2 separate regions of the Homo sapiens genome follow, and region 1 is linked to region 2. Evidence: read pairs that join two places in POLR2A ChIA-PET (ENCODE). Cell type or tissue: PC-9. All regions are shown on one strand. Each heading gives the region's core, and the rest is flanking DNA. Links, peaks and the distances in the headings are about the cores only.

Region 1 (8,333 bases), core at 29-8,028, 85 kb after region 2:
ACCACATTTATTTATTTACTAGAATTATTTCAAGAACCTTTAAACTTACCAGACTCTGATCCCAGGTCCTGAACTTAACCCTGAAGTCTAATTCTGTGCCCCTAAACTCTTCAATGCTCCTCAAATGAGCTGTGCCTCTCATATGTCTATGTCTCAAAGGTATTTTGTGCTGTTGCTTGGCCTGAAAGGGACTGCTCTGCACTTCCCCTGCAGCTTCCCTTCACACTTGAGGTCGGCTGTGCTGCCTCCCTCTGTGAAGCCTTCTCTGCTCCTCCTGGAACATCTGCCTTCCCCCTTGCTCCTGTGTATTGATGGAGCACAGGATCATGGCTTTAGAGCTGGGAGCTCTTTGAGGGGTAACTCCATTTCATTCATGTTTTGTCCCCAGCATTGGGCAGGATCTGATGGACATATAGAGACTAAGCCACTGATGGTATCAGAACTAGTTTCAGGAAAGAGGAAGGAGAAATGATGGCTCACCATCCCATCTCTGCAGGCATAATGGCGGTCACTGGTCAGCCATGGGACCAAGGTAATCAGAAAACTCTATTAAAACTTGCTACATGTGGTGTTAAGGCTTTTTTCTTCAACAATTATTAAATATGAGTCTACACACAGGAAAAATAATACTTGTTTGCTCTCTCCTGGCCCCTTGCCTGCCCCAAAGCAGTCTCCTCACCTCAGGGTGCTGGTGCAGGGCAGCATCACCTCAGTGAACCACTCCTGTGGAGTACACACCCCAACACTTTCTGCTTAGCAAATGCAAGTGGTAGAGAAGAAAAAGCAAACTTCAAGAACATTGTTATGAGGCCAGAGGGGAGGAGTTGTCCCTGTCCCACACACTTTTTGTTAATTCCTTGCCCTTATGTTTCAAAAGTAACAAAAACATTAATTGCCTAGAACTTTGCTGTTGCAGTGATCAACAACCAATCAGATGACCCACTTTTTTTGAACTTTGATACTTGCACAATCTAGCAGCACCTAATTTCAACAATGACAGCAACAACTTTATATACAATAAATTGGGTAAATAGGGTTAATCCCTTTTTCCAACTGGTAGCACTGTTAAATGGGACACCACTTATATTTTTAGAGGACTAAATGCACATTCATTTTAGAAAATTTTTAAAATATAAAAACACAACAAAATCACTCCTAGTCTCACCACCCACATAAATACTTCATACTTGGGTCCTCCTGGCACCCCATTCATTCCAAATATTAATTAAAAGCAAATCAGTACTCACTTCTGGGTGTAAGCACTCTAGAAATATATTTTGGGCTCTTAGTTGACCTGTTTACCGAGATTTCTGGGCACAATCATTCTTTTGCACACATACACTGTCCTGTTTACCTATGATTTGAAAACGCCTTATGACCATAATATGTGTAACAATAAATCATTTTGGAGGTCTGTGTTTGAATGGACCTTAAAAGATTGCATGGTTTGATACCGTCTGCTGACCACACCCAGGGAGCATTAATTTCTCACCATGAATGAGACTGGTTTACAGTTGAAAACAGAAATGACTAGAGTGTTCCAATGGGAGGGAGAGGGCAATAAGGTCTGAGTGACAAGCAAGCGTGGATATGAAATTTAATATCCAGAAGAAAAGCACAGAATAAAAAGTCCCAGGCACAAGGCAACAAGCCTTTCCAGGTAAGACGAGACCTGTGCTGATGGGACCTCAGAAGCGCTTAAAGAACGAGACTGACACTGCGCCTGGAGACAAACGGAGCTGGTGCAGCGGGAGCAGAAGTCTCAGCTCTCACCTGGCACCTCAGGAGAGGCACAGCAGCCATCACGGGGTCCCGGCAACCCTGAGCCAGGAGGGGCTGGCTCTTCTGTCCTCTGTCCTGGGGGCCCAGAGGCCTTGAGCTGGGGGAGGGAGAGGTTCGCGCTGCCATGGCTTGGATGGGCTTAGAGATGTAAACTTGGAGTGAGTCTGAAATAATGTACTTGTGAACGCAGGCATGGCTGAAGGCCGCGTGCTCCAGAACCACTGGCGTCCTCTTACCCGAAATTCAGTCCCCACCCTTTCCGACCTCTTTCAGCAGCAGTTCCCCATTCCGGAGCCACCGCGCGATTCTGAAATCACTTCTGCAGCAGCTTTCAAACTGGATCTCGTAATTCATTTGGGCTTCAAGACTGCATCTACTTTGAAATGATCTCATTTTTTAACTCTCCTTACCTTTCTTTAATTTTCTACCCTTCCCAGATTGAAGAACATTGCTGGAGAATGTGAAAGTCAAATACGAGTTGAATCACTGCCTGGTTTCTGTCACCTGTGGAAATCACAGCCACGTTTCACCCCCGGAGTGAGGGCAGCGCCCGCGCAGCTCAGCTTCTCCCATCTGGGATCGCTGGGGAGTTCTGTGGGGAGCACCGAGTCTCCTCAGGGGCATCCCCTTTCCTTTCTAGGAGAGTTGTTATCACACGGTTAAACATTTTATAGCATGTTCGTCTCCGTCCTGAGGTAGCAGATGCTAGGAACGGAGTCCGGATCCCCAGCCTAATCTGCCTCTCCCAGCAATGGCCTCGCGTCCTGAGAAAAGCCCTTTACCCTGAGGCCACAAGTACTCACCCTGAGGAGACGCGGCCTGATGCAGTCCAGTACAGGACTCGGAACGATGCAAGGCAGGTGAGCCCCTAAACTGGAGCTCAGCCTCGGAGGGCTCATGGCTTTGCCCAGATTTCTTCCCCGCTGCCCGTGGGCGGCAGCTTCTAGTCCCGCTGAAGCACAGGAGCAGCCACAGTGACCCGCAAGGCAGTGCGCCCAGGGCAGCAGCTGAGGACAGGACAGGGCTGCACTCACATTTATAGCCACTGTTAATTATATGCAAACCGACAGATTATGCAGAGATTTCTGGAATAAGGGTAGTAACTTTCGGCCATCAGGGTGTTGCCATGGAAAGGGGGCGGCAACTTCCGGGTGTTGCCATGGCAATGGTAAACTGACAGGGCAAGAGCGGGCGGGTCTTACTGAAAGCTGCTTCCCCCGTCCCGCCTCTACCTCAATAGCGGAATCAAAAGATGAGCACCCCCTCAAGTGCCAAACGTGCAAGATACATAATCTTAGAAACAATATTCTGTTGAAACATCAAAAGCATCACGCATTTCTCACTGAAACTCGCCTTGTTGAAAGAAGCCTCATCCGCCGTCCAGCCACAGCGCAGTCCTGGCCGCTCTCCTCCCTCGGCTGCCTCGTCCTAGGGAGGCAGAGATGCGTTCGGAGGCGGCGGCCCCTGCCCAGGGCGGACGTCCAGGGGGCCCGGGCCGAGCTGCGGCCGTGAGCTCGGGGGTGGCCAAGGCCGCGTGGCTGCTGGCTGCGCTGCCATTGTAGACGTTTCCAGCACGCTTTAAAACGCACGCACACAGCGCAGGGCTCCACTCTTCCTGTCGGGCTTCACAAATGACACGAACGAAACACAAAACCCACCAGGTTTATCGAGTTGAATTAATGATTACTTAGCAACTTATACCAACTAAGAAACAAGCCTTCTATAGGATACCGTTTTGCTATTGAAATTATCAAGTTGGCCAGGCACAGTGCCTCACACGCGTGTAGTCCCAGCACTTTGAAAGGCCGAGCCCGGAGAAGCGCTTGAGCCCCAGAGGCGGAGGCTACGGTGAGCCGAGATCACACACACCACTGCACTCCAGCCTGGGCGACAGAGTGAGACCCTGTCTCAAGAAAAAAATTTAATGAAATTATCAAGTTAATAACCAATGCTATCCTTTGCAGAGTTCTTAAAAACTGTTAAAGATTCTATTCATAAATGCACAAACTTAGTTAATCCTATTTATTACAAATCAAAGCTTTAGACAGGAGTCTTGAAGACTTTCTAACTAGAATTAGAATTGATGAGTTTTGGGGGATGTTAGATAAGGTATGTTTGGTTTATATCTCTAATACTGCTGTAATTTAAACACTAAGATGTAGCAATGAAGTTGCCAAGATACTTGTATTTTTAATTGGTCTATTCAAATATCCAGATGCCAGCTGAATTCACAGCAGAAAAAAAGCTATTTGATTTACTATATTTTCATTTTGGGTTATGATTGTGTCCATTAGCGCCTGGCAAGTAAATATTAGAATTTAAATATCTAGGGCAGTTCAGGCTTTTGGTCAATAGCAATGTAACACCAACTCATAGGAGCTGTAGAGAAAATGGACAAAATCAACAGAAAGGGCTTGGAAGCAATCTAAACAGACTCAAGCCAGCCATACCCCCAAGAGCCCACAGTGATGACAGATTAATCCACCTGAACTCTTCTGGTCCAGCGTTAATGACTGATTTCAACAAATTTTAGAAACCTATATATATGAAAGTAGTAATGAAGATCACATTTTACCCAAAATGATGTAGAGTCAGAGTAACATGCTTTAATCTCACCCTTTATTCTTAGGTTTTAGATTTGTGGTACTCCCCTAATCTCGTAAACGAAAGGGTACTGCACACCTCTGCTAAGGCCACTGAAACAAAGCAGACACACAGGGTCAACTTGAAAGATTCAAATGAACTCAATACAAATAAAATCATAAGGGACATAACCAGCTCAGCAGTTACTTCACTGTGTTCAACAGCTGAAGCACCTCATCGTGTAATTTTATCAGACTGCAAGTTGCCCTTTATATTTCATTAGCATCTTTCAACTACTGGAAATGTTATCTAAAGTCAATATAAACTTTAATAGGAGATAAATGTATGTGGTAATATAACCAGGGAAATTTGGTCCAAGATACTTTACTGCTTTAGGAAGAAAGGTCTGCAGTATTAGCCCTATGGTAAAATATTTATACTATTGCTCATGGAGTAGGTATACTCTATAATCTTAAATTATATGCACAAACATTTTAACAGTGAGAAAACACTGTTAGAAGCATATAACATTGCCAAATGTAGGTGGCAGCTTAACCTTTAAGTTAATGGATGGTAGATTTTAAATAAAAGCAATCATTCTGGCACGTTCTTCCTGGTGATCTCTTCTGCACATCACTTCTCCGGAGGGCTACCACAGGCAGAAAGACCTTGTTACAGAGAGACGTAAAGAGAGCAAACTTATCAAGACAGTTATGCTAATCTCCGAAGTCTGAGTTCAAATGATCTGGACTTTGTATTAGAAAGCAAAAAGACATCTAGTCCCGCTCAGGAATACGCTGTTTTCTGAACTCTGAATCTGCCTGTTCAGTCTTTGCCTGCAGCCACCATGACAACCCTTCAGGAGAGCAGGGTGTGGCATCAATGAATTTGCAGATCACTGCAGGTAAGCAGCTTGCTAATTAACTGTTCAGGAAATGGCAAAGATCCAGTCCCCACTTCTAGCACATGGAAAATAAACATGATTATACTGAAAACACCTTTAAGAAACACAGAAGGAATCATCCTACTGCTCCCACCCCCACTTTTTGTAAACGGAAAAGCAGGCCAAGGGAGCAAGAACTTGGCATGGGTTCTCAGATGTAGAAGCTTATGTAGTCATAGTCAGAACTTCTTTAGTGTTGAGAAATTAGATTCAGGATATTGTTAAATTATACCAAGTCCTTCAGACATTATGGATAAGTATTTTGACCCTGGAAACTAGAAGTTTAATTTAGACAAAACCATGTGCATTCTAAAAATGTTTTTAAGGATTTCTAAGTAGGACTCAAATAGGTAAGAACTGATAGACATGGTGATGTCCCTAGACAGTCTAACTTTATTACTAAACAGATTTCATACTGAACTTTGTTTTTCATAAGATACTGAACTGAAACCATGTTTAGCATTTTAGTAGCAACACATCTATTTTTAGTATCTCAACTTTTACCCTAATTTATCAAACCAGTTAAACACGGAATATTATATCAAAGCAAAAAAACAAAAACAAAAAACCGATGCTACAAATAGCTAGGAAATGGCTAGAAAATGTACAGCACTGGGAGTTGATACAGATGTATTCTGCTCACTTCTCAATTAGGAGCTTATTAGACAAAGATGATCACTACTATCACCTATGAATAAAAAATGAAGTCAGAAGTGAAGTCGTTTGTGACTAGGAAATGGGGGTACAGAGAACCACTGTAAATACAATGTGCAGTTCTGGGATGAGGTTATCAATTTTCTAACAACATGTGAGACATAACCAGAAGAGTGGCAGCCTTAGAACCAACACAATTAGACACCCAAGCTGCTTCATCCCAAAGGGGTCGTGGGGCTGGAAATGGGAGCAGGGGACAGAGCAGGGCAACAGAGCAGGGCTGAACTTGGAATTCCCAAGTGCATTCCAAAAATCCTTGCCCTCCCCTTCAATTCTGTCCTCTCCTTTCGTGTAGTCTTACTGATATATTTAATCATTTGAAAGCACATATAAAACCTAGAAAAATGTTTTAATAGCCAAAAATGACCTTCCCTAAAAAATTCCTAATCTCTTTAAAATGACCTCTTATAAATTCCCAGTTATTTTCATAAGCTGTTTTCCACAATATAATAACAAACGGTGGATGAATCTCCCATCCTTTTTAGGACCAAAGATCACTTTCCTTGTTGTAATGAGACGTCTAATCTGGGCCTACACAGGGACTCTTTCAAGCATTTGTAGCTTATAAGAGTCCAAATTTGGGATCCTAATTATATATATGTGATGCTTGGAGTTTGAATTGTTTTTATTTTCAGCAAACTGTCTTGTGTGGTTTTTCCATATATTCAGTCTTCCCATTCTAAACAAGCTGCTTGGTAGGAGGCCAGGAAGTCCAACGAGTGAATGGATCTGTGACTCTCACAGGATGTTTTTATGAATTTTATGACTCTTTCGAGATACACATACATCTAACACAGAAAGATTACTGTCAGAAGAACCACTGAACCACTAAAGCCTTATGATTCATTGCTAATGTTCTATTTTTTCTAGTGCACTTTTAGGTGAATGACAAATTATTTAACATTAAACTTTCCATATCATGGGTTCAAAACTGTAGGAAACTACACAATTTCTGGAAAAAAAATACATTGATTCATTGCAATTAATTCTGTATTTGTATTTGAAAGTATGACCTCACAGCTTAGTTTGCATACAGCAAACATAGACGTCTATGTGGCTGCCAAAGTTTAGTTTACACTTTAAATATCTTAAATTCTTATCGGAAAGTTCCCTTCTGAAAAGGACTTTATGTATTTTCTTTTTTAAAAGAAATAATGTTTAGTTCAGAGATGAGCATGCAAAAAAAAAGAAATCATGTTGCTGGTGATGAGCAAAATGAAGATAAGTGGGTCTGGAGCACCCTCTTTAAAAGGCCATGAAGAACAACACTAGCTACTGTTTAGCAACCTTACATATATTTTTCCTCTCAAAATGCACAGCTGAATCATTTGCGTGAATGACTGGTATTAGTATTTGTTTTGAACTGGACACCATGATGGGCCTAAAGATCCCTTTCAGACACCACAGGCTCTGGCGTTTCATCTACTTTATAAGGTGGTCTCCTAGACAGCAGTCCCCATATAAGCATAGGTCTTTGAGGTTGGTAGTTAAGTACATTCTCATTTTAACTCTCTATTATGAAAAATCTGATAATATTCTAGACTTTAACATTTTTCCAACCTTCTAGGTCACATATTTACACTTTTTACCCAAGGGAGTTCATGGATCATAAATTAAGAAACTCCTGAGTTTAGGATCTGAAGAAAGTGAAGGGCTGGGTACTGTTCTAAGTAATGTATTTTTAGGCACATTCACAAAATATGAAAACAGCTTCCCTACATAACCTCTATATTGCTAAAATGACATTTAAACTTGCAGTTAATATTAAAGACTTAGTACTTAGGACAAATGATCAAAAATCAGAATTCTAAAGCTGTGGTGTAGCATCTGCACAACAGAAAGCCGAACTTGCAGAAGCCTGAGTTAGCAGGTGTGCTACCAAGTAAGCCCTCATCATCAGAAACATCTCACACTTACTTTCACCACCTATGAAAAGAAATTAGCTTGAAGAAACTGGACACTTAATAACCATAAGAGAAACTTCCAGCAGTACTTCATAGATGGCAATTTTGTTGCTTAGTTCATGAAAATTCAGCAGAGAGAATCTAAACAGCAAAACTGCATGCATTTTTTTATCGTTGTTTTCACTAACTCAGGACTATCATTCTTCGTCACTAATATATTGTCACTATCAAATTTAACATGCAAAATGTTTAGAATGGCACCTGGCACATAGGAACTGCTCTGGTAACCATCTCTATGTTGTTATTGTTGACAGCACCACCAGAAAAAGGATGTCTAGGATCAGGATGCCCTATTCACCCTGATACCCAAAGGGCAATGTACAGGTCTAACGATAATATTGTACCAC
Region 2 (8,333 bases), core at 108-8,107:
ATTGTTGAATTTTGTCAAAGGCCTTTTCTGCATCTGTTGAGATAATCATGTGGTTTTTGTCGTTGGTTCTGTTTATATGCTGGATTACGTTTATTGATTTGTGCTTGTTGAACCAGCCTTGCATCCCAGGGATGAAGCCCAATTGATCGTGGTGGATAAGCTTTTTGATGTGCTGCTGGATTTGGTTTGCCAGTATTTTATTGAGGGTTTTTGCATCGATGCTCATCAGCGATATTGGTCTAAAATTCTCTTTTTTTGTTATGTCTCTGCCAGGCTTTGGTATCAGGATGATGCTGGCCTCATAAAATGAGTTAGGGAGGATTCCCTCTTTTTCTATTGATTGGAATAGTTTCAGAAGGAATGGTACCAGCTCCTCCTTGTACCTCTGGTAGAATTCGGCTGTGAATCCATCTGGTCCTGGACTTTTTTTGGTTGCTAAGCTATTAATTATTGCCTCAATTTCACAGCCTGTTATTGGTCTATTCAGAGATTCAACTTCTTCCTGGTTTAGTCTTGGGAGGGTGTATGTGTCGAGGAATTTATCCATTTCTTCTAGATTTTCTAGTTTGTGTAGAGGTGTTTATAGTATTCTCTGATGGTAGTTTGTATTTCTGTGGGATCGGTGGCGATATTCCCTTTATCATTTTTTATTGCTTCTATTTGATTCTTCTCTCTTCTTTATTAGTCTTGCTAGCGGTCTATCAATTTTGTTGATCTTTTCAAAAAACCAGCTCCTGGATTCATTGATTTTTTTGAAGGGTTTTTTGTGTCTCTATCTCCTTCAGTTCTGCTCTGATCTTAGTTCTTTCTTGCCTTCTGCTAGCTTTTGAATGTGTTTGCTCTTGCTTCTCTAGTTCTTTTAATTGTGATGTTAGGGTATCAATTTTAGATCTTTCCTGCTTTCTCCTGTGGGCATTTAGTGCTATAAATTTCCCTCTACACACTGCTTTGAATGTGTCCCAGAGATTCTGGTATGTTGTGTCTTTGTTCTCGTTGGTTTCAAAGAACATCTTTATTTCTGCCTTCAATTTGTTATGTACCCAGTAGTCATTCAGGAGCAGGTTGTTCAGTTTCCATGTAGTTGAGTGGTTTTGAGTGAGTTTCTTAATCCTGAGTTCTAGTTTGATTGCACTGTGGTCTGAGAGACAGTTTGTTATAATTTCTATTCTTTTACATTTGCTGAGGAGTGCTTTACTTCCAACTATGTGGTCAATTTTGGAATAGGTGTGGTGTGGTGGTGAGAAGAATGTATATTCTGTTGATTTGGGGTGGAGAGTTCTGTAGATTTCTATTAGGTCTGCTTGGTGCAGAGCTGAGTTCAATTCCTGGATATCCTTGTTAATTTTCTGTCTCGTTGATCTGTCTAATGTTGACAGTGGGGTGTTAAAGTCTCCCATTATTATTGTGTGGGAGTCTAAGTCTCTTTATAGGTCTCTAAGGACTTGCTTTATGAATCTGGGTGCTCCTGTATTGGGTGCATATATATTTAGGATAGTTAGCTCTTCTTGTTGAATTGATCCCTTTACCATTATGTAATGGCCTTCTTTGTCATTACAGTCACCTTGACTTGGTGACTGGTGAGTCTCACCAGTCACTCACCTGGGCTTGAGTGATCCTCCTGTCTCAGCCTCCCTCCCGAGTAGCTGGGACTACAGGTGCACACCACCATGCCCCACTAATACTGGCTTTCAGTGATGCAAGTCTGCCCTATGGGGGTGATCTCGGTCATTGATCTTACCTATGACTCAGCATTGGGATTGTTCCTGGCTCTGGTGTACACAGAGACTGTGACCCCTGTCTGGATTTGGGGTGAGGCAGTTGTAGGTCCTGGAGGCCTTGAACCACAACTTATTAGCTATTTGTGGATTAATCAAAATCAGAAAAGATCCTTTATCTTACAGAATTTAAGGTCCCTACTGCTGATGTGTGAAGGGCTTTCACAACCCTTCTTCGAATTCTGTGGTTTGATTGGCTGTTCTTATGCATTTCCTGGCTTTCCTTGAGTTCACACCAGCTGATCAATCTCTGGGGTCCCTCTGGTGGGCTGGATGTTGTGGGAGAAGCTGGGACCTGAGATGAGAACAGGCCTGACACTGTGCCAGAGGTCCAGGACATCGCTGTGCTGGGGCCCTTTGTGTACAATGAAAGTTGGACAATCTTTCTTGGAAAACGTGCCTGAACTTGACATGTGGAATGAAGACCTCACAGCAGCTTCACTCATGGTGAGCTGTGGACACCCGCAGGGCCAAGAGCTTCCACTCCACCTTCAGCCTGGGAGGTGTGCCTGGGTTGCCTGGTTGGCAGCTCATCCCTTCTACACTCGGAGGGTGTTCGTGAAGCCTTTGTGTCTCGAGGGCCGTCAGAGCACTGTGTGAATCTCTCCGCTCCTCCTAAAAGCCTGCCTGCTGAATGGGTGCATTTATTTTCTGTCTTATCACATCAGTACGCTTGTCAAAAGCTGGGTTATAAATCAGTCAGTTCTAAGGTGTGAGATCTCTCTTTTTGCCTTTGCTTCTGAGACAGGATGGACAGTACGCCTGTGCATAAGCCCTCAAGAGGCCCCTTTCTGGGGACCTGGGTGCGGGTGTGAGGCCCCTGAGGTTCCTGGTTAAGGCTGTGAAAGGAGTTTGGGGCTGTTACAGCTGTCATTTTTAGGTGATCAGCTGTTCTAGAGGATTTGGAAACAAAAGCAATGTTAGCACCTGTATCCCGTGGCTCAGGGGCCTCCCTGACTGGCTTTCCACCCACAGTCCTGACCTCATGCCTTGCTGGTGTCTGCAATAATAAGGGGGTGTTTCCTTGGGACAAAATAAACTTCTCTGGCTTCAAAGTGGTCCTTCATGAGGGAGAGGAAGTGGCACTGACCCCCATGGCCTGCAGTCACCTTGGGCCCATCAGCACCTGTACTGGTGCAGGGATGAGAGGGAGTGCAGGCCCAGCTGTGGGGACAGGCCTCCTGGGTCCTGTGTGAGACCCGCCGGTTCCAGTCACCGGCTATGCGGTGGCACATGAGTGATTGATGCTGAATGTTAAATCCTGTACCTCCTCAGGTGGCTTTGTTTTGTTTAAAAACTTTGCATGAATGTTCTCCTTTGTCAGAGGTAGGATAGTTTGCCTGGAAGGTGACACTGTGTGTCTGCATGGACAGGAGCAGCAGACATCAGAGAGATGCAATTGAAATAAATGGTATGTTGACGAAGCCCCACTCCACTCCTCAGGAGATGAGCAGCTGGGGTCCCTGCGTGTGTGGAGCTCTGTCCCTTGAGGGTCTCACTGTTGAGGAGGCCCCACTCCACTCCTCAGGAGATGAGCAGCCCCAGGTCCCTGTGTGCAAGGAGGTCTGTCCCTCAGGAGGGTTTACCTGTGAGCCCACACTCACCTGTCCTGCACCATGAGCTGGTAGCAGTTCCCCAGGGATGTGGCCCCGTGGGTTGTAGGAAGGACACCACTCAGGGATGGGCTGCTTCCTAAATGCCCTCATGCATCTTAGACCCTCTCCTCAGCTGCCTGAGCCTCTGATCCTGCCCATGAATGCTGGTGTGGGCGTGTTTGGCCTTGTGTCCAGTCTGTCTGGTGGAGATGGGGCAGGTGTAGTGATATGGCTTGGCTGTGTCCTCACCCAAATCTCATCTTGAATTGTACTCTCATAACTCCCACGTGTTGTGGGAGGGACCTGGTGGGAGATAATTTGAATCATGGGGGCAGTTTCCCCCACATTGTTCTCGTGGTAGTGAATAAGTCTCATGAGATCTGATGGTTTTATCAGGGGTTTCCACTTTCATATCTTCCTCATTTTTTTCTTGCTGCCACCATGTAAGAAGTGCCTTTCACCTCCCACCATGATTCTGAGGCCTCCCCAGCCATGTGGAACTGTAAGTCCAATTAAACCTCTTTTACTTCCCAGTCTCGGGTATGTCTTTATCAGCAGCGTGAAAACGGACTAATACATGCAAGGAGCACAGGCCCAGGACTGCAGGCCTGGCCACCTCATCCACTTGCTTCAGCAGCCCCGCAGTAGGCTTTCTGCAGTGGAGGTCAGAGTACTCCTGGTGACCCATCCCACCCACCCAGTCCCTGGTGTGGACACCACCTAGCAGAGGCCTGTTGAATTGTGTGGCTTGGGGGGCGGGGGCAGAACCTACCACTCTTTATCTCCACCCAGAGCTGCTGGCTCTGGTCACACTCATGAGCACAGCTTTTCACTCATGGAATTACTAAAAGGTTATTTCATTTTTTAAAAATGCCCTGAAAAACAGCTACCTGCCAGCAGTGAAGGGACAAGTGTAGGAACGCAGTGGCTTCTGCTCAGAGATTAGGGCTTGTGGTTCAGCTGCCGGAAGGCTGAATCTGCCAGCAGCTCAGGCCCACAGTGTGAGCCCAAAACAGGCTTACTATCCTGTGCTATTATAACTCCATACATGCAAGAGGTCTGCCTTTACTGTGCTTGCAACTTTGGGTTTTTGAGAAGGGCTCGGCAGCCATCCCTGTGGATGCCTGTGAGATGCCGAACCCGTCTCTAGGCCTGGGGGAGAACAAACAGCTTGGTGAGCAAGTTGAGCGAGTGAATTGCTCCCATTGGCTGGAGTCTCACTCGCTCACCAGGGCCTATATTGAACACAGGACATGTGTTCATATTAGAGTCTCACCACAACCCTGGGATGAATGTTTTTATCTATTTTATGAAGGAGGAACAGGATCAGAGAAGTTGAATAAATTATCCAGAGTTACACAGCCAGTACAGGTGAGGATTGGAACCCAGGTGTGTCCACTCAGAGCCTGGCTCTTTGCAGCTTTGCTATGTTGTCTGTCTGTATTTGTACAACTCCAGTGACCCAGCCTGCATCCCCTCAGCCGCTCCCAGTGGGCAGCACAGCTCGGATGCAGAACTGCCTAATTCCTCCATGTATCATGAGCTCACATCGGAATGGGACCCCACTTTCTTCCACGGGCTGGAGTTCGAGGCTTCTGCCTAAGTGAATTTACCTTTCAGGAAAGTCTTATGAAGGCAGGGACAGATGCGCAGCCTGTGCTCACGCCTCACACACTTGGGCCCAGGCCAACCCCCAGCACCTTTCCCCTGGCCCTACCTCTCAGCACTAGAGTCTCCTGAGCCCTTAGTTGCTTCTGGAGTAACCCTGGCCCGTTCATCCCACTCCCTTGCTGATGGGCCATCCTTGTCCATTCCCTCCATGAGGGGCATCCCCTCCCACCTGGGGTGTTCCTTCTCACAAAGGGCACCCCTTGTCCCTGACCTTCCATTTGGAATTCTCTCTCCCATCACTGTAGCTCTTTAGGTCTTTTCCAAATTCCCTTTTTGAATTCAGCCTCAGGTCCTTCATTTACTAGCCTTGTGACTATGGGCAGGTTATTGAACCCCTCTAGGTTTCAGTCTCCTGGTTTGTAAAGTGGGAACAGTGACACCTCCCTAGGGTTGCCATCAGGATTACAGAGAGCATGCACACAAAGCTTGGCAGAGACTCTGACTTCTCTCCTGTATGGTAAATCCCTTCTGGACGGAGACCATGTTCATAGACCTCTGTGTCCTCCACTGCTACCCCTCCCTCACTGCTACCCCTCCCACCTCCTACATTTAGCAGTGCTGGGTGCATTGGTCCAGAACACATGCATGAACCAGAATGGCAGGCCCTCTGCAGGGACTGTCTGTGCTCAGAGGGGCCACAGGGTACAGTGGGTTTAGCCGTCACCCTGCACAGTCTGGCATGATGCTCGTCTGGGCAGTTCTGCGAGTGCCAACGGCTGCACCATCATCACTCTGGATCTTGGGTGGACAGCACCTAGGCAGGCGCCAGGCTCCACCTCATCTGACTCATAGGTGTGTGGCCCGATTTTAAACCGTCCCAACGTGTCAGCCCAAGAAGTCATTCTATAGCAAACTACTGCCGAGTCCCACGCTCCAACAGGTTCCTCATTAGGATGACCGCCTGTATTTCTTTAAGACCTGTTGCACTCTCTTTTCCTACATGGAGTTCTTTCTGTGTTTCTTAGTTTCCTACAGGGCACAGATGTGCACAGGTGCTCCCCGGCTTGAAGGTCTGAGGCAGCTCATGTTTGCCATGCACACGCGTGAGATCCTTTACAGCTGGAATGCGTCTGGGCTTGGATGGTAGGCCAGCATCGCCATCCCCTCCCAACAGACCCTGCTGTAGGCCAGGGGCTCTGACAGTCTAAGGCGAGTCTCAGCCCCTGCCAGTGAATGGTTTAGAGCTGGGCATGTGACCCCACCCTGACAGTGAGACTTGAGGGTCTTCTTCCTCTGAAATGGTGACACTGTGACCCTATGACCCACCTGGATGCGTGGGGGAATGTGGGAGACACCTGAAGGCCCCCAGCACGTCCTGGAGCCAACTCCCTGTGTCAACACGTCCCTGGAGCATCTCAGACACACACAGTCCTGTTTGCCTGGCCGCCCACACTGCCCTCCTCATTCCTGGGGCTGTCCAGGCTCCTTTGGTTGTGCCATGGGATGAAATGCTCTCTGTCCTCACGCTTCACCCAGTTATTTCCACTCCTTATTCCCTGAGTTTAAATTAGGGCCTGTGTTTTACAGTCTTCATTTGCATCTCTCAGAGTTTGCAATTACATATTTGCATGTGTGGATTACTGTCTAACTTCTGGCTCGAGCAAACCATCAGCTACACGAAGACAGGTCAGTTGTGCAACCTTTAATGTGCACATGAGCCCTGACTCCCATGAGAGTGCAGATTTGGACTCCGGGTCTGGTGTAGAGCATTTCCAGCTGGCTCCAGGGAATGCTTCTGGTTCAAGGAACATCCTCAAGGAGCAGGAGCTAGAACTTTCTGAAATGACCTTGCCTGGGCCCAGCCCCAGAGGTCCTGACTTCCTTGGCCTGAGGGGGCTCCTGGCTCAGACAGGATTCCCAGCCCAGGGGCCTTGCCCATCTGCTCTGTTTTGTGCCAAGGTAATTTCTGACCTAACTGGGACCTCGCTGCAGATTCGGTGTTGTGTTTTTGTGTGTGTGTTTTTAAATTTACTATATTGTAAAGGCTTCCTTGAGCCCTTAAATCCTTTTCAAATACCACTTCTGGCCAATTGTGGTGGCTCACACCTGTAATCCCAGCACTTTGGGAGACCGAGGTGGGTGGATCACAAGGTCAGGAGTGCAAGACCAGCCTGGCCAACATGGTGAAACCCCATCTCTACTAAAAATACAAAAAATTAGCCGGGTGTGGTGGCATGCACCTGTAGTCCCAGCTACTCGGGAGGCTGAGGCAGGAGAATCGCTTGAACCCAGGAGGTGGAGGTTATGGTGAGCCAAGATCATGCCACTGCACTCCAGCCTGGGCGACAGAGTGAGACTCCGTCTTCTAAAATAAAATAAGTCCCACTTCTGTTAGCTTCATCATATCTCCACCTGGAAATGTGCTTTCATGTGTTTGATGCACTTACTGTTTCCATTTGTCACCCTTATAAGTATTTTGATGAACATTTCCTGTGGGAATCTGTCTCTGTTTCTGATCACCTGCAGTTGTTCACTGTTCTCACCTGTAGGCCTGGGGTGGGGGCCTTAGATGGGAGGCAGGCCCCTGGGGGTGTGAGGCAGGTCTTTGGTGGAGAAGGGCCTTAGGTGGGAGGCGCAGTCTGTGGGCAGGGGATGGGGCCTCAGTGGGCGGGGCCTTAGGTGGGAGGCGCAGTCTGTGGATGGGGGTGGGGCTTCAGGGCTGCATCTTAGGAGATGCAGTCTGTGGGCCTGGGGGCCAAGACCCTGTGGTGTCTGGGACCTTAGACGAGAGACAGTCTGCGCACCTTGGGGCAAGCCTGGGGTGGGCGGGCCTTGTGGGGGTGGGGACCCCTTGCAGACAATGTGAGCTGTAGGGGCACTTGGTGCCTGCGACTCACCCAGCAGAGCTGATTGAGGAGGCTGGGGGTCAATGTAGAGGGACCTGGGTGGCCTTGTGCATGTGGCCTGTGTTCTCCAGGACCGTGTGTCCGGGAACTCCCCTCCCCTGGCCTCCCCTCCGCTCACCTCCCCTCACCTCCCCATGGCGGCTTCCGCAGTTTTCACTTGGGGTCTCTCTGCTCGCTGCCGTCTCCCCCGTGGGATGTGACTTCCTGAGCACCAGGTCGGGCCCTTTTCCAGCTGTGCTCAGAGGCCTTGAAACCACTCCTCAGATGAACAAAGGTGGGGCCTGCCTCACGCTGGTCACCTGTCGTTTAGTAAATGTTTTTAGTATCTACTGTATACTGAGCTCTCTTGGGGATAAAATGGAGACCATATTTTTCTTTCACCGTTCAGCCCAGCACAGGAAAATACGGGTTCAATGAGTAAGTTTCTACCTGGCTCAAAGAAGTGA

Evidence for each region. Peaks named below come from ENCODE experiments on the same cell type or tissue, not always from the same donor. Only the 100,000 strongest peaks of a DNase experiment are listed, where the experiment ranks them.
Region 1: POLR2A ChIA-PET joins it to region 2 with 10 read pairs; 6 of 35 experiments call an interaction of 5 or more read pairs at or near these places.

What each region holds. Positions count from the first base shown.
Region 1 is chr18:80,142,507-80,150,839 of GRCh38, reverse strand. PARD6G-AS1 (PARD6G antisense RNA 1) reads right to left here and starts at 2,916. Exons shown (of 3, transcript NR_028340.1): 1 at 2,586-2,916. RefSeq lists enhancers at 2,310-2,389, 2,410-2,509 and a silencer at 3,200-3,359. In PC-9, for the core only: no CTCF peak of the experiment used is centred there; no DNase peak of the experiment used is centred there.
Region 2 is chr18:80,227,970-80,236,302 of GRCh38, reverse strand. The region is part of intron 1 of PARD6G (par-6 family cell polarity regulator gamma); the gene reads left to right. Among named protein-coding and RNA genes, the nearest start is that of PARD6G, 15 kb to the left of the region's middle. RefSeq lists an enhancer at 8,016-8,333. In PC-9, for the core only: no CTCF peak of the experiment used is centred there; no DNase peak of the experiment used is centred there.